Linked DNA regions of Homo sapiens: regions 2 and 3 are each linked to region 1. A link is a loop called in an ENCODE intact Hi-C map of the cell type or tissue named here. Cell type or tissue: dorsolateral prefrontal cortex. All regions are shown on one strand. Each heading gives the region's core, and the rest is flanking DNA. Links, peaks and the distances in the headings are about the cores only.

Region 1 (8,486 bases), core at 3,555-6,054:
AATCCCAGCTCTTTGGGAGTCCAAGGTAGGAGTATCCCTTGAGGCCAGGAGTTTGAGACCAGCCTGGGCAACATAGAGAGATCCCATCTCTATCTTTAAAGAGAGAGAGAGATTAGTGGTTGCCAGGGGCTTGGGAGGATGGTGGAATGAGGAGCGACTGCTACTGGATGAGGAGTTCCTTTTTTTTTTTTTTTTTTTAAGTAAAAGCAAGTTTATTAAGAAAGTAAAGGAGCCGGGTGTGGTGGCTCATGCCTGTAATCCCAGTACTTTGGGAGGCCGAGGCAGGTGGATCACCTGAGGTTAGGAGTTCGAGACCAGCTGGCCAACATGGCAAAACCCTGTCTCCACTAAAAATACAAAAATTAGCTGGGTGTGGTGGCGGGTGCCTGTAATCCCAGCTACTTGGGAGACTGAGGTGGGAGAATCGCTTGAACACAAGAGGCGGAGGTTGTGGTGAGCCAAGATCGTGCCCCTGCACTCCAGCCCGGGCGACAAGAGTGAAACTCCGTCTCAAAAAAAAGAAAGTAAAGGAATAAAGGAATGGCTACTCCATAGGCAGAGCAGCAGTTTGGGCTGCTCTACTGATAATACTTAATTAAGTTCATTTTTGATTATATGCTAAACAAGGGGTGGGTTATTTATGAGTTTTCCAGGAAAGGGGTGGGCAATTCGCAGAACTGAGGGTTCCTCCCCGACTTAGACCATATAGGGTAATTTCTGGACATTGCCATGGGATCTGTAAACTGTCATGGCGCTGGTGGGACTGTCTTTTAGCATGCTAATGCATTATAATTAGCATATAATGAACAATGAGGATGACCAGAGGTCACTCTCGTCACCATCTTGGTTTTGGTGGGTTTTGGCCAGCTTCTTTACTTCATCTTGTTTTATCCACAAGGTCTTTATGACCTGTATCTCGTGCTGACCTCCTATCTCATCCTGTGACTTAGAATGCCTAACCTCATGGGAATGCAGCCCAGTAGGTCTCAGTCTTATTTTACCCAGCCCCTATTAAAGATGGAGTTGCTCTAGTTCAAACGCCTCTGACATATTCCCCCACCCTTTTACAAGGGAACCCTTAATCCTAAGGGTTGTAGAGGGATGAAGATCCATTTTCTGTCACTTTTTCAGGATGAATAGGGGCAATTATATTCCTGCCTAACTATGAGGGGCTCTTGTATTCAGAGTAGAGAGGAGCTTAGTCAGAAAGCATCAGTATGGTGAGGGCCACTCATAACTCTTGAGTTCTGACAAAAGGTGATATAGTTTCCAAATTCTAGAGAAAACAGGTAGAGAGAGACTAATATGCTCCAAAGTTTGTTCACAGGAATATACTTTACTCAATTTTTAAAAGCTATAAATAGCTCAAAGGAAAAGTTTTCTTGATTCCAAAGTCAGCCAATTGTGGTGCTTCGGTCTATTTCCTTTGGGTTGGGAGTCTCCTCAGTTTAGTTGCTTCATGGTTTGCCAGGAAGATGTTACTGGAAAGGGGTCCTGATCCAGACCCCAAGAGAGGGTTGTTGGACCTCACACAAGAAAGAAGTTGGGGAGAGTCCATTGAGAAAAGTGAAAGCAAGTTTATTAAGAAAGTAAAGGAATAAAGAAGGGCTACTCCATAGGCAGAGCAGCCAGGAGTTTCTTTTTGGGTGATGAAAATGTTCTGAAATTAATGGCAATGGTTGCACAGTTCTGTTAATGTACCAAAAAAAAAAAAAAAAACCAACTGTATATTTTTAAAGGGTGATTTTTATGGTATATGAATTATATCTTGATAAAGCTGTTTTTTTCCTTTTGTTTTTTGTTTAAAAAAAGAATAGAAACACTTTTAAACTGAACAGAGCAGAGGAAATTTGCTTGGGGCGATCAAGGAAAAATCTTTGAAAGCTAGATAAGGGCTAGAACCATGGTGGCTGCATAGAAATATAATTTGGCTCTGGATCCAAAAAAGATGGCTTAAGGACCCATGGCTGAGAGGAAGAAAAGTTGGAAAGGGTCAAGTGTTATTAGTTTGCTTTAACTGAACCCACTTTAAGCCTTGTCTACTGAAACTAAGGCTGCTGAGGCAGAAATAATTTGAAAAACATTTATTGGAAGCCAAATGTGAGGATTGAACTGGGAAGACACACCAACCAGAGTTAGGAGTGTTCTGGAGTCTGTTACAAGTTACTGGAACAGGCTTTTAAAAGGACGGCCTTTTTTAGGAGAAGGGAGGAGAAGGAGAGGGAGGGAAGGAGAAGGGAGGAGTACTCCTTATACCAAAGTTATTGGAGCGTACAGACAGTACAGAAGTTACAGTCATTGGCTACAGATTGCAACATGCAGGATAAAATGTCTGTGTGCAAGACAATCAGTAAAACTTCATGATCAGAAGTCAGTGTCCTTTCCATTGTCAGTAAGTTATGCATTAATCAGTATGTCAACAATTTGAAGAGCGCACAGATTCTTTACTCAGGGATAGGATGTTGCCATGAGTCACAAGACCTCCCCAAGGCAAGTTAATTTGGAAGCCAGTTTACTTTAAAAGTAAACTACCAAGTGTGACATATAGGTTATCAGCCTCATGATAGTCTCAAAAGATAACTATTATCAAGAATGACATTTAATGAATTATCAAGATTATTTAACAATTAACTAGCAGGGCACAACGACTCAGCCATGCTGGGGTAGGGTCCTGGGAAAGTTGGATCATGGGGAGGCCTGGAGTGAGCTAAAGGCTTGCGGTGGTTGCTTGTTACTGGCTGATACGGGAAAAATGTCTCTAATTTAACAACTGGTATGTTTTTAATCAGTGCATACAAGCTAAATATCAGCCCTCATTAGTCTAACTTCCATTTTACACTTTGGGAAACTGACACTTAGAAAATTAGGAAACTTGGCCGGGAGCGATGGCTCACACTTGTAATTCCAGCACTTTGGGAGGCCGAGGCGGGTGGATCACAAGGTCAAGAGATCGAGACCTTCCTGGCCAACATGGTGAAACCCCATCTCTACTAAAAATACAAAAATTAGGCTGGGCACGGTGGCTCACGCCTGTAATCCCAGCACTTTGGGAGGCTGAGGCGGGCAGATCATGAGGTCAGGAGATCAAGACCATCCTGGCTAACATGGTGAAACCCTGTCTCTACTAAAAATATAAAAAATTAGCCGGGCATGGTGGTGGATGCCTGTAGTCCCAGCTGAGGCAGGAGAATGGCATGAACCCGGGAGGCGGAGCTTGTAGTGAGCCGAGATCGTGCCACTGCACTCCAGCCTGGGTGACAGAGCAAGACTCCATCTCAAAAAAAAAAAAAAAAAAAAGCAAAAATTAGCTGGGCGTTGTGGCATGCGCCTGTAGTCCCAGCCGGGAGGCTGAGGCAGGAGAATCACTTGAACCCAGGAGGCGGAGGTTGCAGTGAGCCAAGATCATGCCACTGCAGTCCAGCCTGGCGACAGAGCGAGATTCCGTCTCAAAAAAGAAAGAAAGAAAATTAGGAAACTTATCTGACTTACTACACTCTATTGTCTTTTCTGGGAAAGCAGGTAGAGATGCCAACCTCTGCATCAGGCTAGTTAAGAGTCAACAGAATGAGATTGAGCATCCAGCCTTAATAGAGTTGAAGAGGAGTTAAAGAGCTAGGGAGCTGCACACCTGATTAAACTGGGTCAGCCACATCATTCTATGGTAAGACTTTAATGACATTAGGATCAATAACCCTTGTTCTGTAAACACATCTATTGCTATGTTCTTCATCTCTTTCTGCTTTGTTTTTCACTGTATTTCCTGGGGTGTGAACTGCAACCACAAACTTTGATATTTAAGAAAAACCGTGTTTCCTTATTTTCCTTAAATTAAGCTTGACTCTGAGCCCCTGTCACATCAAGCTGGCAGGAAAATTTAATCTCAATTTCCTCTCCTTTACACTCCCAGATCAGGCATAGTATTTGAAGAGGCCTCTCCAGTCTTTAATCCATATTGGTTACTACTGAGATTCCCATGGTTCTTGAAGCCACACAGACCCTTCAATTTCAGGCACTATGTTTCAGTAAAGCATGGGAATCCCTGCTGTTTGGAAACCCTGAAGTTTAGAGCAGGCCTTTCTGAGGCTAGCCTCTTAGGTCTTGGCACTACTTCAGGACACTGCTGGGAGAGAAGAGACACACCAGTCCTTTCCCAGCCTAAGGAAATCTCCATCTCCTCCTGTAGTTTTTATTTTTTGTTTTAGATACAGGGTCTTGCTCTGTTGCCCAGGCTGTAGTGCAGTGGGGTGATCACAGCTCACTGGAACTCCTGGGCTCAAGCAATCCTTCTGTCTCAGGCTCCTTAGTAGCTGGGACTACAGGCATGCATCACCATGCCTGGCTAATTCTTCAGTTTTTTTTTTTTAATATTTATTTATTTATTTATTTATTTAGAGACAGAGTCTTGCTCTGTTACCCAGGCTGGAGTGCAATGGCACAATCTCAACTCACTGCAACCTCTGCCTCCTGGGTTCAAGTGATTCTCCTACCTCAGCCCCCCAAGTAGCTGGGATTACAGGCATCAGCCAATAGGCCTGGCTAATTTTTTGTATTTTTAGTGGAGATGGCGTTTCACCATGTTGTCCAGGCTGGTCTCGAACGCCTGACCTCAAGTGATCCACCTGCCTCAGCCTCCCAAAGTGCTGGTATTATAGGCATGAACCACCACACCCAGCCAGCTTTCCATTCTTTTAAACATCACAGATAAAGAAATACAAACTGCCTACCTGCCTGCTTGGAAGGGATAAAGGGGGAGAATGTAGGGTATTAGTGTCTCCATAAATTACCCTGCCATATCAGTAAAAGCCTTTGAATCGCTTCAACCAGGGAGTTGGAGGTGGCAGTGAGCTGAGATTGTACCACTGCACTCCAGCCTGGCGACAAAGTGAGATTCCGTCTCAAAAAAAAAAAAAAAGAATCATGAAAAATTTCAGAAATATGATTTCTGAAAAATCAAGTGTTGTGCTCTATATTTAAAAGCCTGCCACTAGGAGGAGACAAATGAATTAAAAATTGTTTAACCTGTTCTTTTAGAACACATTTTCTTTTTTTTATTTGTTTTTGAATTTTTTTTTTTTTAGAGACAGGAGGTCGCTTTGTCCCCCAGGCTAGAGTGCAGAAACGCTATCATAATTCACTGCAGCCTTGATATCCAGGGCTTAAGCGATCTTCCCACCTCAGCCTCCACAGTATCTGGGACTACAGGCTCATGCCACCATGCCCGGCTAATTTAAAAAATTTTTTTGTAGAGATGGAGTCTCACTATGCTGCCCAAGCTGGTCTTGAGCTCCTGAGATCCAGCAATCCTCCTGCCTCAGCCTCCCAAAGCACTGGGATTACAACTGTGTGCCACCTCACTTTGTCTTAAAAATCAACATTTTACACTTACGTAGTAGTTTATATTCCATTTAAGGACAATACGAGCTTTTAAAAATGTATCTTATTCTGTTTTAGATTGAAAACTAAATGTTAATCGACTGGTTCTCAAACTTCAGCTGTATCAGAATCAGCTGGAGGGCTAATTAAAATGCAGACTGCTCAAGCCCCACCCCCAGAGTTTCTGATTCAGCAGGTTTGATATAGGAGAGGACAGAAAATATGCCTTTTTTTTTTTTTTTTTTGAGACAGGGTCTCACTCTGTCACCCAGGCTGGAGTGCAGTGGTGCGATCTCTACTCACTGCAACCTCCATTCCCTGGGTTCAAGTGATCCTCCCACCTCAGCCTCCTGAGTAGCCATGCATCACCATGCCTGGCTATTTTTTTTGTATTTTTAGTAGAGACATGTTGCCCAGGCTTGTCTCCTGAGCCCAAGCAATCCGCCGGCGTCAACCTCCCAAAGTGCTGGGATTACAGGCGTGAGCCACTGCGCTCGGCCGAACATACGCCTTTCTAACAAGGTCTCAGGTGATTCTGATGCCCTGGTCTAAGGAACACGCTTTGAGAACCACTGTGCTAGATGACAGTAGACGTCAACACCACCTGCCAACAATCAGATTCAATTAAATATTGAGAACACACTAAGTAAAGTATTCCAGTTTGCTAGAAAGTAATGTAGTGTTAGAAATAAGACTGGAATTACCGTCTTTGAAGGCCTTGAATTCAAAAGAAAGCACTTGGCTGGCGTGGTGGTTCACGTCTGTAATCCCAGCACTTTGGGAGGTTGTGGCAGCGGATCACCTGAGGTCAGGAGTTCTAGACCAGCCTTGACCAACATGGTGAAACCCTGTCTCTACTAAAAATACAAAATTAGCTGGGCGGGGTGGTGCATACCTGTAATCCCAGCTATTTGGGAAGCTGAGGCAGGAGAATCGCTTGAATCTGGGAGGCGGAGGTTGCAGTGAGTGCAGGTTTTGTTTTTTTTTTTTCTTTTTTTTTCTGAGACAGAGTTTTGCTCTGTCACCCAGGCTGGAGTGCAATGGCATGATCTCAGCTCACTGCAACCTCCTCCCCCTCCCAGGTTCAAGCAATTCTCCTGCCTCAGCCTCCCGAGTAGCTGGGAGTACAGGCCCTGCCACCATGCCCGGCTAATCTTTGTATTTTTAGTAGAGATGGGGTTTCACCATGTTGGCCAGGCTGGTCTTGAACTCCTGACCTCAAGTGATCCACCCGCCTCAGTCTCCCAAAGTGCTGGGATAACAGGTATGAGCCACTGCACCCATCCCATTCCTTTTATGTTAAAGCAAAAATAGATGGAGAAGATTGCAAAATCTGCATAACTTTTTTTTTTTTTTCTTTCTTGAGACAGTGTCTCACTCTGTCACCCAGGCTGGAGGGCAGTGGCACTATCTCGGCTCACTACAACCTCTGCCTCCCGGGTTCAAGTGATTCTCCTGCCTCAGCCTATCGAGTAGCTGGGACTACAGGCGCCCACCACACCCAGCTATTTTTAGTGGAGATGGGGTTTCACCATGTTGGCCAGGCTGGTCTCGAACTCCTGACCTCAGGTTATCCACTCACCTCAGCCTCCTAAAGTGCTGGGATTATAGGCATGAGCCACTGCACCTGGCCAAATATAATTTTTTTTTAAAGTTCCAGTTCCAGAGTCATCTTTATTTAAAAAAAAAAAAAAAGTTGAAGCTTTTCCTAAAGCATGGTCCTAAGGTTCAGATAGGTGGGTTCTTTAAGGGAAGGGGTAGGAGGTCGTGGTAGAAAGGAAATATAAGGCTGGGCTTGGTGGCCCACGCCTGTAATCACAGCCCTTTGGGAGGCCAAAGTGGAAGAATCACTTGAGCCCAGGAGTTCAAAACCAGCCTGGGTAGCATAGTCCCGATCTCTACAAAAAATTAAAAAAATAGCTGGATGTGGTGGCACACACCTGTGGTCCCATCTACTTGGAAGGGTGAAGCAGGAGGATCATTAAAGCCTGGGACATTGAGGCTGCAGTGAGCTGTGATGGCACCCACGCACTCCAGCCTAGGTGACAGAGCAAGACCCTGTCTCCAAAAAAAGAGAAAAAAGAAAAAAATATATATCAATATGGAAAAACAAATTTGGACATTTAAATATTGACTTAAGGCCGAGTGCGGTGGCTCACGCCTGTAATCCCAGCACTTTGGGAGGCCCAGGCAGACAGATCATCTGAGGTCAGGAGTTCAAGACCAGGCTGGCCAACATGGCGAAACCCTGTCTCTACTAAAAATACAAAAATTAGCTGGGTGTGGTGGCGAGTACCTGTAATCCCAGCTACTTGGGAGGCTGAGGCAGGCGAATGGCTTGAACCTGGGAGGCAGAGTTTGCAGTGAGCCGAGATTTGCGCCTCTGCACTCCAGCATGGGCAACAGAGCAAGACTCTAAATACATGAACAAATAAATAAAAGTAAATAAATATTATTGACCTAAAAGCAAAAGTTTAGAGGTGTTCCAAAATTTAACTTAATGTGATAACCAAAGGTGGCCGATCGATGGCCTTGAGGGAAACCATAAGCATTTGAGGACTGTCAGTGGAAGGGTAATTTGGCAGCTGTGGGTCTAGGGCAGCTTGACTCAGGAAACTTTTCTGTGGTCCAGGTACGGGGAGATGAGACCCTGGATGAGGGCAGTGACTGAGGAAGATAAAGGGAAAGATCAGAGACATTCCACTTATAAATCATAAGACTTGGGTGACTGCCTAAATGAGGAGGAAAAAAATCTCCAGTTATGAGCCTGAGAGTCAGTTCAGAAATATGGTACTGGCAACATGAGGTAGCTTGCCCCAGTTGCTCTGTCCAAACAGATAAAAGGATGATTAACCAGACCAGTGGTTCTCAAGTGTGGTCCCCAGATCAGTGTAGTCAGCATTACCTGGGATTTTGTTAGAAATGCAAATTCGCAGGCTATACCCCAGATGACTAAATCAGAAATGCTGGGAAGGGGTCCTACAACTTGTGATTTAAGCTCTCCAGATGATTCTGATGCATATTATTATTATTACTTTGAGTCAGGGTCTTGCTCTGACACCAAGGCTGGTGTGCAGTGGTGTGATCACAGCTTACTGCAGCCTTGACCTCCT
Region 2 (8,486 bases), core at 4,279-6,778, 53 kb after region 1:
GGCAACACAGAGGCCCCACCTCTAAAAACAAAGAAATTTTAAAGTCTCTAGTCCACTGAATTACTCTCTTTTGAATGGAAAGGATGCTTCCTTTTGTTTACTGACAACTCTTGATAATTTCCTATATTATGTCCACATAATAAACAGCACATCACAAATATGTACTCCCATTTCACAATACAGTATTTGTGAAAGAATTCACAATGTTAACATAGGGCATTTTGGTAAGCGGGAATTTACCAAATTTCTTTCCAGAGCATAGAACAGTTAGTTATTAGATTAGGGATTTATCAACCTAAGTGCCTACTGCAAGAAAGGTCAAATTGTGAATCAACTGCTTCAATTAGTTTCTATGTCCTTGAGGAGTCTTGCCCTAATATAGTTAACAGTAATGATTTCAAATAGGATGATCTACATTTCAGCCCTAAGAAACTAAAACTTTGTTCTGCTGTGAATTGTACTTTATTTCACATGCATTTTAACATATTTTATGTCTAATACATACTTCTAAAAATTACACAGTATTATTCTGCCTTAGCAGAGAGTTCACCTCCTAAGGAGGCAGTACTGGCAGTCAATTCTTTTGAACAACTTTGAATAAGTGAGCTGTGTCGTGGGGGAAGCCTCTGGCCCCAGATGCCATTTGGATTCCTGTTTCATCAGGGTGACTTGGCCTGCAGCTGATTGTGTGACCCGTATCGTCATGTCTCCCCTTCTCCCATGTCCCGGCTTCTACACTCTACCACCAATTGTGGTCTGTTGACTGGTAGCAGTCCCAAACTATATCAGTTTGTTTGTTTTGAGGTGGAGTCTCACTCTGTCACCCATGCTGGAGTGCAGTGGTGCGATCGCGGCTCACTGCAACCTCCGTCTCCCAGGTTCAGGCGATTCTCCTGTCTCAGCCTCCTGAGTAGCTGGGATTACAGGTGCACATCACCAAGCTTGGGGTTTTTTTTGTACTTTTAGTAGAGATGGAGTTTCACCATGTTGGTCAGGCTGGTCTCCAACTCCTGACCTCAAGTGATCCGCCTGTCTCTGCCTCCCAAAGTGTTGGGATTACAGGCATGAGCCACCACGCACAGACTATATCAGTTTGCAGTGAGATAAACACAGGAATTAAAATACGAGGAGTATCTCTTACATCTAAAATGCTAAAGGTGGCCGGGCACGGTGGCTCACATCTGATAACCCAGCACTTTGGGAGTCTGAGGCAGGCAGATCACTTGAGGCCAGGAGCTCGAGACCAGCCAGGCCAATATGGTGAAACCCCGTCTCTACTAAAATTACAAAAATTAACCAGGCATGGTGGCAGGGGCCTGTAATCCCAGCTATTCGGGAGGCTGAGGCAGGAGAATCACTTGAACCCAGGAGACGGAGGCTGCAGTGAGCCAAGATCGCACTACTGCATTCCAGCCTGAGTGACAGAGCAACAGTCTGTCTTTAAATAAACAAATAAAATAAAATGCTAAAGGTGAGGCTGAAGTCAACAGAACCAAACATGCTACCAAAGATGAGGAATTCTTAAACGGTAAATAAAATAGGAGATGAAATCATTGAATTCCGAAGCTTTAAGGAGATTAAAAGATTTAGCTGAGAGATAACAGTGACTGAAACAACAAGCTCTAGCCTGCCAGAGTTTGAATCTGGGCTCTATCATTTCTAGTTTCTCTAACCTTGGGCAGTTACTTTTATTTTTTAAGACGGAGTCTCCCTCTGTTGCCCAGGCTGGAGTGCAGTGGCATGATCTCGGCTAACGGCAACCTCTGGCTCCCGGGTTCAAGCGATCCTCCTGCCTCAGCCTCCTGAGTAGCTGGGACTACAGGCCCCTGCCACCATGCCTGGCTAAATTTGTATTTTTAGTAGAGATGGGGGTTTCACCATGTTGGCCAGGCTGATCTTGAACTTCTGACCTCGTGATCCGCCCACCTCAGCCTCCCAAAGTGCTGGGATTATAGGCTTGAGCCACCACACCTGGCCACAAAGTTACTTTAAACCAGAGAACTACCCAGGTGCCTTTACACTTTTTTTTTTAAGTGAAAGCAAGTTTGTTAAGAAAGTAAACGAATAAAAGAATGGCTACTCCATACACTTCCCTTCTTGTCTCCAATGGTAGAGGGCCTGTTTCAGTCATCACGTTCCACTACTTAACTCCTTTCATTCTGAGGACAGAAACAGTATCTAAAAAAGCATACAAACCATGATTATCTCAATGGAGGGGAAAAAAGGAGGGGGGTAGGGATGTGATATCTTCCATTCATAAGAACCCAGCTAACTAGAAGGGAACTATCTCAATCTAATAAAAGGCATTGATCTAGACATCTACATAAAACCAGTAGAGGCCAGGTGAGGTGGCTCACTCCTGTAATCCTAGCACCTTGGGAGGCTAAGACTTGAGCCCAGGAGGTGGGGACCAGCCTGGGCAATATGGCAAAACCCTGTCTCTACTAAAACACAAAAATTAGCCAGGTGTGGTGGTGTGCGCCTATAGTCCCAGCTACTCGGGATGCTTAGATGAGATCACTTGAACTTGAGAGGTTGAGGCTGCAGTGAGCCGTGAATGCACCACTGCACTTGAGCCTGGGTGACACAGCAAGACACTGTCTCCACAAAGCAAAACAAAAACACCTACTAGCAAACACTCTTGATGGAATATTCAATGCTTTCTTCCTCAAACTGGGAACAGGGCAAGGAGGTAAGCCCTTAATACAGGAACAGCACATGAGACCAAGCAAGTAAGGTACAAGTGCAAGGGAGGGAGCAAGTACAAGGATGTACTCCCACTCAGATGCCCACTCTACGCTTCCACTGCCCTGACGGTGCCTCCTTACATTTTATTACATACCTCACTTTAGTCACAGTCTGCTCTTACCTCTTCTCACCATGGAAGTCCTAACCAGTGGAATAAGGGAGGAACCAACCAACCACCCACTATTGGCAAAGTCTCATAAGTCAACATTTTTAAAGTTGCCTTTCTATAAACTAGTACCAGTTGGAAAAAGAAACCAATTCCATTTAGACTAGCATCCAGAAACCAAAAATGCTCAGGAATTAACAAAAAACTAGCCGGGCACGGGGGCTCACACTTGTAATCCCAGCACTTTGGGAGGCCGAGTTGGGTGGATCACCTGTCAGTTCAAGACCAGCCTGGCCAACATGGTGAAACCTCATCTCTACTAAAAATAAAAAAAATTAGCCGGGCATGGCGGCAGATGCCTGTAATCCCAGCTATTTGGGAAGCTGAGGCAGGAGAATCGCTTGAACCCGGGGAATTGGAGGTTGCAGTGAGCCGAGATCGCGCCTTTGTGCTCCAGCCTGGGCCACAAGAGCAAAACTGTATATAACAAAACAAAACAGAACAAAACAATTCAACTTAAATAATCCCATCAGGCTTTTAAAAAAAATTGAAACTGACAGGTTTATTGTCGTATTTATATCAGCGTCTAAAGGACAAAGTAATCTACAAACGTTAACAAAAGTAGACCACTTGACTTCAAGACTTTAAAGCTCAGCAATCAGTATTGTATGGGCACATGGACAGATAAAAGTGGATCAATGAAAAAGAATACACTCCAGAAGGCCAGGTGCCTTCTGGACACACCCAAAGTGGCTCTCGCCTGTAATCCCAGCACTTTGAGAAGCTGAGGTAAGCGGATCACATGAGGCCAAAAGTTCAAGACCAGCCTGGCCATCATGGCCAAACTCCGTCTCTAATAAAAATACAAAAATTAGTCGGGCATGGTGGCGTACGCCCGTAGCCCCAGCTACTTGGGAGGCTGAGGCAGGATTGCTTGAACCTGGCAGGCAGAAGTTGCAGTGAGCCAAGATCGCATCACTGCACTCCAGCCTGGGCAACAGAGCAAGATTCTGTCTCAAAAAAAAAAAAAAAAAAAAAAAAAAGCGAGAATATACTCCAGAAATAGATGGAGAAAAGAATCCTTCCCACAGTGTTAGAATAACTTGACGGGGGGAGAAAAATGAACCTCAAGCCCTACCCTACATCACTACAAAAACTTACTTGAGATTGATAATAGACCTAAAAACATAAAAGCTTAAACATTTTATGAGAAAACAATACCACCATAACAATCTGGAGGTAGGCAGATTTATTTAGAAAAAGTCCATTTAAAAATTGATAAATTAAGACTCCAGTGGAAACTTCTGCTCAAAACACTATAAAAAAAATCAAGAGTCAAGACACACAATGGGGAAAATATTTGCAAAATAACTGACAAGGAATTTTATTCAAAATACATAGAGTTCCTATAACTTGGTAATAAAAACGAACCTAATTTAAAAATACACACTCAAAGACATATTAATGGCCAATAAACACGAGAACGTGTTCATTAGTCAGAGAAATGCAGACTGAAACCACAAGATACCACTACATGCCCAGAAGTCACAATATTTGTGTGCAAATGTTCATAGCAGCTTTACTCACACTTGCCAAAAACTAGAAACCAATAAAATGTTCACTAACAGGAAAACAGATTAACAAATTATAGTATATTCATACAATCGAGTCCTACTCAGCAATAAGGACTGTTGAACCTCAACAATGTTTACGCTGAAAGAATTACAAAGCTCCAGGGAAGGAAATAAAAATGAACCCTAGTCTATGATGAAAACATTTGAGCTTGGTGGTGGTGGGAGATTGCTTAATTGCCTGGGTAGAGTAAGCTCCTTTTGTCCTGGTAAGGTGTGGGCAAAGGAGAACCACTTACCAAAATTATAACTTAGATGTGTGTGTGTATATATATATATATATATCTTTTTTTTTTTTTTTTTTGAGATGAAGTCTCACTCTGTCGCCTAAGCTGGAGTGCAGTGGCAATCTCGACTCACCGCAACCTCAGCCTCCCGGGTTCAAGTGATTCTTCTGCCTCAGCCTTCTGAGTAGCTGGGACTACAGGCATGCGCCACCACTCCCAACTAATTTTTGTATTTTTAGCAGAGACAGGGTTTCACCATGTTGGCCAGGCTGGTCTTGAACTCCTGACCTCAGGTAATCCACCCACCTTGGCCTCCCAAAGTGCTGGGATCACAGGCGTGAGCCACTGTGCCCAGCTGGATTTACATATTTCAATTTAAATAAATTTTATCTAAAAAGGGCATGTAGTTAGTAGACAGATATGCCTAACTAGAATGGTGTTGTTGAAACTGTATATAAAGGTTTAGTGTACCATTTTGTTTACTTTGTAAGTTTGAAAATTCTCCATGTTAAAACTGGGCGCAGTGACTCATGCCTGTAATCCCTACACTGTGGGAGGCCGAGGTGGGCGGATCATCTGAGGTCAGGAGTTCCAGACTAGCCTGGCCAACATGATGAAACCCCATCTTTACTAAAATTACAAAAAATCATCCAGGCGTGGTGGTGCGTGCCTGTTATCCCAGCTACTTAGGAGGTTGACGCAGGAGAATCACTTGAACCCAGGAGGTAGAGGTTACAGTGAGCCAAGATGGCGCCTCTGCACTCCAGCCTGGTGACACAGCGAGACTCCGTCTCAAACATACACACACACACAAAACCCTCCATATTAAGATGTTTACAAATCTAAAATCTATTGTCTGGGCCCCTAGGCCAGATATCCAACAATTTATCAGACATCCCTTGACAAGTCTGTTTCATGGTTTTCTTACCATCTTGAAGTCACATACCTCTAGCTTTGTGTTTCAAATGTCACCATAGGGTTCTATTGAGAATCCAGGAAAACTGTGGCTATTGCACAAGTCAAGATTTTTGTTTTTGAGACAGGGTTTCACTTTTGCTCGGGCTAGAGTACAGTGGTACAATCACAGCTCATTACAGCCTCAATTTCCTTTTATTTATTGTAGAGACAGGGTCTCACTATGTTGCTCAGACTGGCCTCAAACTCCTAGGCTCAAGCAATCCTCCCACCTCAGACTCCCAAACTTTTGAGATTACAGGTGTGAGCCATGGCGCCCAGCCCAAAGTTCAGTTTTGGAGTAAGAATTTGGACACTTGACCAGGTGCAGTGGCTCATGCCTGTAATTCCAACATGCTGGGAGGCAAAGGTGGGCGTATTGCTTGAGGACAGAAGTTCAAGACCAGCCTGGCCAACATGGTGAAACTTTGTCTCTACTAAAAATACAAAAATTAGCCGGGTGTGGTGGCACATCCCTGTAGTCCCAGTTACTTGGGTGACTGAGGCATGAGAATCACTTGAACCTGGGAGGTGGAGGTTGCAGTGAGCCGAGATCACGCCATTGCACTCCAGCCTGGGTGACAGAACAAAAACGTCTTAAAAAGAAAAAAAATTTTTTTTGTACACTTGCCATCATTCAAGGCACTAGCACAGAGGCCTGTGGAGGGCCCTAAGGGAAGAAAATCAGAAAATTCAAACAAACTAATGGAAATGTTTTAGGAAATCACAGGACAGTCTCTGAAAGCAGGAAAGGATGGAACCCAAATTAGCAGCACCTCTTCCATTATGACAAGAGGAAGGGCAAAGAAGATGAGATTGCAAAGCCTGAAGCCCGGAACCCAAAAAATCCATCACAATTGTCCATCCAGGAGAATAAAATCACATTTCCAGTTATGTGTCTGTGACAGAAACTTGGTGACTGCTTACTAATGAACCCCCAAATTCACTCACCTGTTTTTGGCAAATGAATCTTGTGAATTACATATTGCACAGATATGTAATATTTTGCTTTTCTAGGAACACCATCTGTTTTTAATGAAAATTGAGGAAATATTTTCTAACGGAAGCATATTCTGAGAAAGATCAGAATATACATTTTCATAAGATTTTTCAGCTTATTACATATTTGACTGTGGAACTAAAATGTTGCCAAATAAAGAAAATGACAAAGCCAAGTGTGATGGCAGAACCCTGCATTCCCAGCTACTTGGGAAGCTGCAGCAAGACTGCTTGAGCCTAGGAGTTCAAGGAAGCAGTATGCTATGATCGCACCTGTTAACAGCCACGGCACTCCAGCCTAGACAACAGAACAAGATCCTAAATTAAAAAAAATAAAGAAAATGATCAAGGTTATAAATTTTTTTCTACTTAATAGAAATAACCATGAATGAAATAAGGAAACTTATTTGAGTTTGATCATCCTCAACCAATGTTTTAAGAGTCTAGTCTATAATAAAGGTTGGGACCTAACACTTTTAAACTTCTGTCTAACTCCAAACTCATAAATACACATTGTTGTATTGATTTTAAACTTCAGACATGTAGTATTTGGTCAAGTAGGCTACTTAAAAAACAGGGCAACAGAAAAGTTTCTGAATGTCACTAGACAATTAAACTTTTATTGAAGCGTAAATTGTGGTACAGAAATACATTTCAACTGATTTAAGTCCAACACCAGTGAAAGGAGAAATTATGGCACCAAAACTTTCCCTCTTCTATCATACGATGATTTAGATTATGATTCAAACTACATTTCTCTTTTCTAGGCTTTGTCCCATAAAAATTTGTGCAGTTTTTCAACATTAGAATTCTTAATTCTATTGGAAACAAAACAAAACAAAACAAAACAAAAACAAAACCAAACCAGACCTCAAGTCAACAAATCTATTGGGATATTGTTTACGAACAAAGTCCACCTTAAGCATTGGTCCTCAAAACAGAGCTCCTCAAAATATTAGGTGCTGTGCTCATTACAGAATCAAACTGATCACACTGATTGAAAACTTCCTCAATGAAATTTTCAATCAACAACATGCTTCAAATAAAAGTCAAACAGTGTTCCAACCACTTGATTTCAAACCAAGTAGATTTTAGGTTTAGAAACACTAAAAAAAGGTGTTTCATTTATAAATACGGAAGGAACAAAAACATCACTGCATCAATCCAGAAATTATCAAAATATTTAGAGGACAAGAAATATAAAATTTAGTCAACTTTGCTGTTTTCTCAGTTCCTTAAAATCCCAGAGAATCTGCAAATATAGCTAAAAGGTACCAACTCTTGAAAGCCTATATTACTAGTCATTTCCCATTGAGTATTTTGGAATTTTATTATTCTATTTATTCATATTCTACTTATTTATAATGTATTCTGCTTTATGATGTTTATCTGAATAATCTGGACAAATTCTCATTCTGGGCAGTCATTCATTTCATCCTATGAATGCCATGGTAAGGGAAACACCGTAGTTAAGAGGAACAGATGAAGTCGGAACACTCACATGCATCACAGTCACAGAACTTTAAGTCACGAGATGGAAAAGACATTGATTCTGCTTTGGATCAAAGTTTATAGAACACTACTTAATGGAAACTAGTGGAAATGGCTGCTAAAGGAAAAGTTAAGGTGAATGATCCAAGCTGACTTGATTTACTGAATCCAGAACAAAATTATGCTAAATCTCTCTGGTAATTAACTAAATAAAAATGATTTTATACTACTACTAAGTTAGTAAAGGGGTGCTACTCATTAGACGCTAATCTCATTTACTGAGGAACACAGAATTGTATGTTTTCCACAGTTCAGCCAGTACACCCTAAT
Region 3 (8,486 bases), core at 3,300-5,799, 250 kb after region 1:
TTTCAAAGGGAATGCTTCCAGTTTTCAGTATGATACTGGCTGTGGGTTTTTATAAATAGCTCTTATTATTTTGAGATACCATCAATACCTATTATTTTGAGGTTCCATCAATACCTAGTTTATTGAGGTTTTTAGTATGAAGGCCTTTTCTGCATCTATTGAGATAATAATGTGGTTTTTGTCATTGGTTCTGTTTATGTGATAGATTACATTTATTGATTTGCGTATGTTGAACCAGCCTTGCATCCCAAGGATGAAGCCGACTTGATCATGGTAGATAAGCTTTGGATAAGCTTTTTGATGTGCTGCTGGATTCGGTTAGGCAAACCTTTTCTAGGTGCTTATTTCTTAAGCAGATTTCAAATGGAAAAGTAAAGAGAGCCAGTTGAGATATCAAGTTGTTACTTAAAACCATTTGAAATGCCTATAAGCTTTAAAAGCTTTTACTTCTTAGTCCAAGGTGGTGAGTCATCTTTCACCCTCTTACCAGTTTTTTGCTGAAACACCCAAATGATAGAATGCAGAAGAATTTACATCACCCTTGCAAAATTAAAAAAAGTTTTCACTCACAGTGTCATGTTGAAGAGCTTTGGTAGAAAACAGTAAAGTAAGAGTAGAGGGAAGTTACACATCAGCCTGCCCATTGTTAGCCAGCACACTTGAGGGAAACTTGCTTAGAGGTTGGTCGGAGAGCCTGCCCTTCCATACAAACCTAGTAACATATGCAGGCTGGGAGCTGGGGCTGGAAACAAGAGTAGGAACAATGATGTCTGCAGGTAAAATCTCTGTAGGTAAAATCTCTATTCTCCTAGCCTAGGTGGAGCTATAGGGGGAGGGAACCAGCTCTCCAGTGCACATCCTATGTGCTGCAGCTGCAGGGTTAGCAGAAATCACTGTGGAGGGTGGCCTTCAGGAGTAGGATAGAGAGGGGCTCCAATATCAGGCTGAAGTGGGAGGCCATGCCCCAAGATTCAACAGTGATCTGCATGGTCTGGAACAGTGTGGACCAGCACCGTTGAATAGAACCCTTGGCAATGAGGGAAAGTATCTGTACTGTCCAGTGTGGTAGTCACTAGTCACAAGGGCTTTTGAACACTTGAAATGTAGCTAGAAACTGAATCAGTACCAAAAGCCTGAAAAGAGCGCTTTCCTCTTTTGGGTATTTTTATCTTAAGGAGTTAATCATGCAGATGTACACACTATTCATTATAGCATTGTTTATAATATTAAAAAACATACTATAATATTAGAGTAACATAAACATACTATTTATTTATTTTTGAGTCATAGTCTCACCGTGTCGCCCAGGCTGGAGTGCAGTGGCATGATCTCGTCTCACTGCAGCCTCTGCCTCCCGGGTTCAAGAGATTCACCTGCCTCAGCCTCCCAAGTAGCTGGGACTACAGGTGCCTGCCACCATGTCCAGCTAATTTTTGTATTTTTAGTAGACATGGGGTTTCACCATGTTGGCCAAGCTGCTCTCAAACTCCTGACCTCAGGTGATTTCACCTGCCTCAGCTTCCCAAAGTGTTGGGATTACAGGCATGAGCTGCTGCGCCTGGCTGAAATATACTATTTAAAGCAATTTCATACCCTGGCAGTGGAGTACTATGCAGCTGTTAAAACTGCTGTTGTAGATAGGTATTTGTTGACAGAAAAGTTGTTTACAATATGCTAAGTGAAAAAGGGCTGGTTACAAAACTATGTGGTTAGTGTGTTCCCATTTTTTAGTGAAAATATTGTATGTTTGTGTGCATATACAGATAGATGATATGATCTGTATCCTGGTAAAACACATCTTTGGATACAGGTATCCAGGTATCCAAAGATGTGTTTTAATGCCTGTTCTGCCATTTATTGGCTGTGTACTTAGCCTTTCAGCCTTCTCAGTTTTTTTGTTTTGTTTTGTTTGTTTTTGAGACAGAGGCTCCCTCTGTCACTCAGGCTGGAGTGCAGTGGTAAGATCTTGGCTCACTGTAGCCTCTGCCTTCCGGGTTCCAGTGGTTCTCTTGCCTCAACCTCCCAGGTAGCTGAGATTACAGGCATGTGTGACTACGCCTGGCTAATTTTTGTATTTTTAGTAGAGATGGGGTTTCACCATCGTCTCTACTAAAAGATTGTCATTGTTTGGCCAGGCTGGTCTCAAACTCCTGACCTCAGGTGATCGGCCTGCCTCAGCCTCCCAAAGTGCTAGGATTACAGGTGTGAGCCACCGTGCCCGGCTGCCTTCTCAGTTTTTTTTTTTTTTTTTTTAACTGTAAAAGAGAGATGTAAAAATAATGTCTTCTGGCCAGAACTGCCATCTTCCACTTTGCCAAATTGACAAAGGGAAAGAGGAGTAGCACTGCTATATTTTCTTTAAAAATATAGCCTTTTAGAAAACGTGGAGTTATTCCTTTGGCCACATACATGTGAATCTACAAGAAAGGTGATATTGTAGACATCAAGGGTATGGGTACTATTCAAAAATTTCAAACAGGAGTGTCCCACAATGTTACTCTGGCAAAACTGGAAGAGTCTATCAACAGTGTTACCCAGTGGGCCAGGCGCGGTGGCTCACGCTTGTAATCCCAGCACTTTGGGAGGCCGAGGCAGGTGGATCACAAGGTCAGGAGATCAAGACCATCCTGGCTAACATGGTGAAACCCTGTCTCCACTAAAAATAGAAAAATCAGCTGGGCGTGGTGGCAGGCGCCTGTAATCCCAGCTACTTAGGAGGCTGAGGCAGGAGAATGGCATGAACCTGGGAGGCGGAGCTTGCAGTGAGCTGAGATCACGCCACTGCACTCCAGCATGGGCGACAGAGCCAGACTCTGTCTCAAAAAAAAAAAAACAAACAAAAAAAAAACAACAGTGTTACCCAGCATGCTGTTGACATTGTTGTAAACAACAGGTTGGCTGGGCATGCACGGTGGCTCACTTCTGTAATCCTAGCACTTTGAGAGGCTGAGGCAGGTGGATCACCTGAGGTCAGGAGTTTGAGAGCAGCCTGGCCAACATGGTGAAACCCCTTCTCTCCTAAAAATACAAAAATTAGCTGGGTGTGGTGGTGGGCGCCTGTAATCCCAGCTACTCGGGAGGCTGACACAGAAGAATCACATCAACCCAGGAGGCAGAGGCTGCAGTAAGCAGAGATCACGCCATTGCACTCCAGCCTGGGCGACAGCAAGACTCCGTCTCAAAAACAAACAAACAAACAAGAAAACAAAACAGGTTAAGGTCCAGATTTTTTTTATTATTATTATTTTTATTTTTTATTATACTTTAAGTTCTGGGATACATGTGTAGAACGTGCAGGTTTATTACATAGGTATACATGTGCCATGGTGGTTTGCTGCACCCATCAACCCATCATCTACATCTGGTATTTCTCCTAATGCTATCCCTGCTCCCTACCCCTGACAAGCCCCAGTGTGTGATGTTCCCCTCCCTGTGGCTATATGTTCTCATTGTTCAACTCTCACTTATGAGTGGGAACATGTGGCATTTGGTTTCTGTTCCTGTGTTAATTTGCTGAGATATTTCTCTTAATACTGAAATTGTTATCTGTTTCCGCTTCTGGGAGGAAGGTAATCTTTCTTGGTTTTCATAACAATATCCTCTCCTGAGAGAAGGATGCTTCGCTTCTGTGAACGTACCTTCGGAGTCTGTGTAATCCTGTGCCTTAAATAGCTCTTTTTCAGACGCTTATAATGTTTTTATTTTCCAAAAGAGCTCTCTCCTGAATGCCCTTCCCATTTGCTCCCTTACAATGCTTCTGGGCAATCTCTTCTCTATGTTTATGACTCCCAAGTTCTTTACCTGCAGTTGAGCACTCTCTCCTGAGCTTCAGATCCAGATAACCAGGATCACTAACTGTATGCCCCATGAACATCTTGAGCTCATCACATCTGATACTAAAATCTACATTTCTGGCCAGGCGCAGTGGCTCACGCCTGTAATCCCAGCACTTACGGAGGCCGAGGCAGGTGGATCACCTGAGGTTGGGAGTTTGAGACCAGCCTGACCAACATGGAGAAACCCCGTCTCTACTAAAAATACAAAATTAGCCGGGCGTGGTGGCGCATGCCTGTAATCCCAGGTATTCGGGAGGCTGAGGCAGGAGAATTGCTTGAACCTGGTAGGCAGAGGCTGCGGTGAGCTGAGATTGTGCCATTGCTCCAGCCTGGGTGACAAGAGTGAAACTCCATCTCCAAAAAAAAAAAAAAAACTACATTTCTTCACACCTTAAACCTGTAATGCTTTTCCTTATCTCTAAATTGTACCACCATCTTTTTGGTTGCTTGTACCATCCTGGGTCATTTTCCCTCAGCCTATCAATTACTAAATCCTATTCACTCTTTCTTGCCCTCTTTTTATCTAACCCCTCCTTTCTATTTTTATTGCCATTGCCCATGCCAGGTCCTATTCTCCCTCCCTCCATCTCCCTCTCATTGCTTCCAGAATTAGCCTTGGCCTATGATCCCACAGTCCTGGGGCACGTGTAGATTACCTGAATCTATATAGTTGTAGAACACATGCCCTGAACAACTTTTGACTTCTGGGTTATATGAGAACTTAAAAAGATAACTAAAAAGATTTGTTGATATTGACTGCATTCATAACATGGAATGACTTTACACTTTACCAAATAGTTAATATAAGTGTATGTAAAAATAGGTTATGTATAAAAAAGATAAATAATACAAGAGATCATTTGCTGACTTCCAAATGAGTGGTATAGATAATCCCCATAGGGATTTGGAAGAGTGAGAGATCATTAAGAGTAATGGATTTAATGAATGGAAAGGAACAAAGGAAGTAAAAAGCAGACAAGGGTTGGTGGGGAGGAGGGGTGGAGAGTTGGATAAAAGGGAGAAAAAGATAATGTAAGGTAAGTAGTAAAGATACATGACATTGGGGTTCATGAAATTAAAAAAAGATAGGGCTTCCCAAGGCTGCTCTGACTGCAAAATACACAGTACATGGTTTGGTTGCTGTGTTAATGAAAATAAAGTCTTTTGATTTCATACTCCACTAGTCCTTTAATTTTACTTAATTATTGACTGAACTATGTTCCCAATCCTGGCTAGTCATTTTGGAGTTATCTGTCTTGACCAAACAGGAGATTGGGCAATAGATTGTGTTGTAATCAGAACAAACACATCCTTTGACACCAAAAACAACAACTTAAAATGCATGCCCTGATTATTGTTGTATGTATATTTGAACTATGTGGTCTTCTGTCAATATTCTGGAATTTTCAGATAGCCTAGCATTTTAAAAATTTATTATTTTGGTGACCTCTTCATAGGTAAACACTCTAACTTTAATTTCAAGCTTATCTATTCCAAAGACATGAATGTGTATAATTTATAATGTGGGACTATTCTAAATATATGTATATAGGTTCATTTTTAATTTTTATTTTTTAGAAACAGGGTCTTGCTCTGTCAATGAGGCTAGAGTGCAGTGGTGTGATCATAGCTCACTGCAGCCTTGAACTTCTGGGTTCAAGCAATCCTCCCACTTCAGCCTCCCGAGTTGCTGGGACTACAGGTGCATGCCACCATACCTGGCTAATTTAAAATTTTTTTGTAGAGACAAGGTCTCCCTGTGTTGTCAAGGCTGGTTTTTAATGCCTGGGCTCAAGTAGTCCTCCTTATTTGGCCTGGTAAAGTGCTGGGACTAGATGTGTGAACCACTGTGCCTGGCAGGTTCATTTTTTCAGTTTCATTCAAATCAGTGTATGTTGTATAGCTGTCCTTTTAGAGTTTTGCCTCTGAATTTTCAGAAATTATGTATTTTCTCCATTATCATTTCAATTAATAGTATTTTTTGAAATTGGTCATACTAAGAATTGACATATAAAAACTCCATTTAACATAAAATCATTCTTGGTTTTGAAATATTAATTATAACATAATTAATATATTTCCCTAAGCACCCTATTCAAAGTACTGCTAACATAATATCTTAGAGCAGTGGTTTTCAAACTTTGAGTCAGCTTGCCTATTCTTGGTCTGGCTCTTTCTTGCTCATAATCTATGATGTGCACTGGTGTTTTCAATTATTTTCTATTTTAGTCCAGTTCAGGTTATTTCACTTGCCGGGGGTAGGGTGGGGGAAATGCTGGTTTCAACTGAATAGATGGATTTCATGATTCACTAATGGGTCATAAGATGCAGTTTGAAAAACAATACCTTAGAGTAGACTTTTACAAAAAATAATTTGAAAAATACAGAGCAACATAAAGTAGCAAACCAAATTTGATTCACCAGTTAACTCCTGTTGACATTTCAGAAATAGAAATATATGCATAATAAGAATTCAAACAATATCACAATTGCTATTTGTTATATTAATACAGAAAGATACAAAATGAAAAATGTTAAACCTTTGTCTTCTTTAACACCTGGTCATTCTGCACAAAAGTAGCTAGTAAAAATGGCTTCTTATAATGACGTTTTTTGTGCATGTACCATTACATATGTATCTTTTAAAAATACCAAAGAGATAGATATATATATTCTTTTCCATCTTTATCACTTAATATTATGTCTTAGTGATCTTTCCATATCGACAATACAGATCTTATTTTTTTAACCCCCAAGTCAAAGGTCATTTTTTAAATTTATTTTTATTTTTGGTCAGAGTCTTTCTCTGTCTCCCAGGCTAAAGTGCAGTGATGCGATCATGGCTCACTGCAGCCTCAAACTCCTGGGCCCAAGCAATCTTCCCATTTTAGCCTCTCAAGTTAACTAGGACTACAGGTACATGCCAACACACTTGGCTAATATTTTTAATTTTAATTTTTTTTTTTGGTAGAGCTGGGGTTTTACTATGTTGCCCGGGCTGCAGTGCAGTGGCACAGTCACAACTCTGTAGCCTCAACCACCCAGGCTCAAGCAGTTGTCCAGCCTCAGCCTCCTGAGTAGCTAAGACTACAGGTATGAGCAACCATGCCCAGCTAATTAATTTTTTATATTTTGTAGAGATGAGGTCTCACTATGTTGTCCAGTCTGGTCTCAAAATCCTGGGCTCAAGCAATCCTCCTACCTTTGCCTCCCAAAGTGCTGGAATTACAGGCATGAGCCACCTGGCCTCTTATTTATTTTTATTTTTATTTTTTTGAGACAGAATCTTGCTCAGTCACCCAGGCTGGAGTATAGTAGAACAATCTCGGCTCACTGCAACCTCCACCTGCCGGGTTCAAGTGATTCTTCTGCCTCAGCCTCCCGAGTAGCTGGGACTACAGGTGTGTGCCACCATGCCTGGCTACTTTTTGTATTTTTAGTAGAGATGAGGTTTCACTGTGTTAGCCAAGCTGGTCTCGAACTCCTGACCTTGTGATCCACCTGCCCCGGCCTCCCAAAGTGCTGGGATTACAGGCGTGAGCCACCGTGCCTGGCCCATCCACCTGGCCTCTTATTGCATTCTTTTTTAATGGCTATATAATATTCCACTGTAGGGATGGACTTTAATTTCTTCAACCAGTTCCTTATTGATGCTGTCTGGATGCTCTTAAGCTTTAAAATTTTTCCCAATCTGATCAGTGAAAAATATGTCTCCATTGCTTCAATTTGCATTCTTCAGTTGAGATAGTCATATTGTTAGATAATTTTTGACTATTTTAATTTATATTTATTTTTGTGAAATGTCTGTTCGTATTCTCTGCGCATTGGACTCTGAAGGGTTTTCTATTTTTCTTTTTTTTTTTTTGAGACAGAGTCTTGCTCTGTTGCCCAGGCTGGAGTGCAGTGGTGCAATCTCGGCTCACTGCAGCCTCTGCTTCCCGGGTTCACGCCATTCTCCTGCCTCAGTTTCCCAAGTAGCTATAACTACTGGCGCCCGCCACCATGCTCGGCTAATTTTTTTTTTTTTTTTGTATTTTTAGTAGAGATGGGGTTTCACTGTGTTAGCCAGGATGGTCTCAATCTCCTGACCTCGTGATCTGCCCACTTTGGCCTCCCAAAGTGCTGGGATTACAGGCTTGAGCCACCACGCCCGGCTCCATTTTTCTTTTTCTTTTTTCTTTAACAACTGGTAATTAATTAATTAATTTTTTTTGAGATGGAGTCTCGCTCTGTCACCCAGGCTAGAGTGCAGTGGCACGATCTCGGCTCACTGCAACCTCCGCCTCTCAGGTTCTAGGAATTCTCCTGCCTCAGCCTCCCGAGTAGCTGGGACTACAGGCGCCTGCCACCACGCCTGGCTAAGTTTTTATTTTTAGTAGAGACGGGGTTTCACCATCTTGGCCAGGCTGGTCTCGAACTCCTGACCTTGTGATCCATCCGCCTTGGCCTCCCAAAGTGCTGGGATTACAGGCATGAGCCACCGCGCCCGGCCAATTAATTTATTAAAATAGTTGACTTAAACATCTGCATTGGTGACTTCAGAATCGATTCCTGGCGCAACACTGATGGAAATAATCTGCTTGACAATCTTGGAAGGACTGTGCAAGTCAGTGAGTCACTTTTGGATTCTCATCTGGAAACCATCCCAGT

Evidence for each region. Hi-C counts contacts between places; a loop is a spot of excess contacts. Peaks named below come from ENCODE experiments on the same cell type or tissue, not always from the same donor. Only the 100,000 strongest peaks of a DNase experiment are listed, where the experiment ranks them.
Region 2: a loop joins it to region 1, with 3 times the contacts of the local background. A loop is called at or near these places in 11 of 110 quality-filtered maps.
Region 3: a loop joins it to region 1, with 2.8 times the contacts of the local background. A loop is called at or near these places in 5 of 110 quality-filtered maps.

Annotation. Positions count from the first base shown.
Region 1 is chr6:110,946,388-110,954,873 of GRCh38, reverse strand. No RefSeq gene overlaps it. Among named protein-coding and RNA genes, the nearest start is that of GTF3C6, 8.1 kb to the left of the region's middle. RefSeq lists a silencer at 4,654-4,948. In dorsolateral prefrontal cortex, for the core only: CTCF peaks have their summits at 4,800 and 5,007 (motif pointing right); no DNase peak of the experiment used is centred there; H3K4me3 peaks cover 459 bases.
Region 2 is chr6:110,894,483-110,902,968 of GRCh38, reverse strand. AMD1 (adenosylmethionine decarboxylase 1) reads right to left here. Exons shown (of 9, transcript NM_001634.6): 9 at 7,256-8,486. Among named protein-coding and RNA genes, the nearest start is that of AMD1, 24 kb to the right of the region's middle. In dorsolateral prefrontal cortex, for the core only: no CTCF peak of the experiment used is centred there; no DNase peak of the experiment used is centred there; H3K27ac peaks cover 371 bases.
Region 3 is chr6:110,700,767-110,709,252 of GRCh38, reverse strand. All of the region lies in intron 2 of CDK19 (cyclin dependent kinase 19), which reads left to right. It also overlaps the pseudogene RPS20P18. Among named protein-coding and RNA genes, the nearest start is that of CDK19, 110 kb to the left of the region's middle. In dorsolateral prefrontal cortex, for the core only: no CTCF peak of the experiment used is centred there; no DNase peak of the experiment used is centred there; H3K27ac peaks cover 716 bases.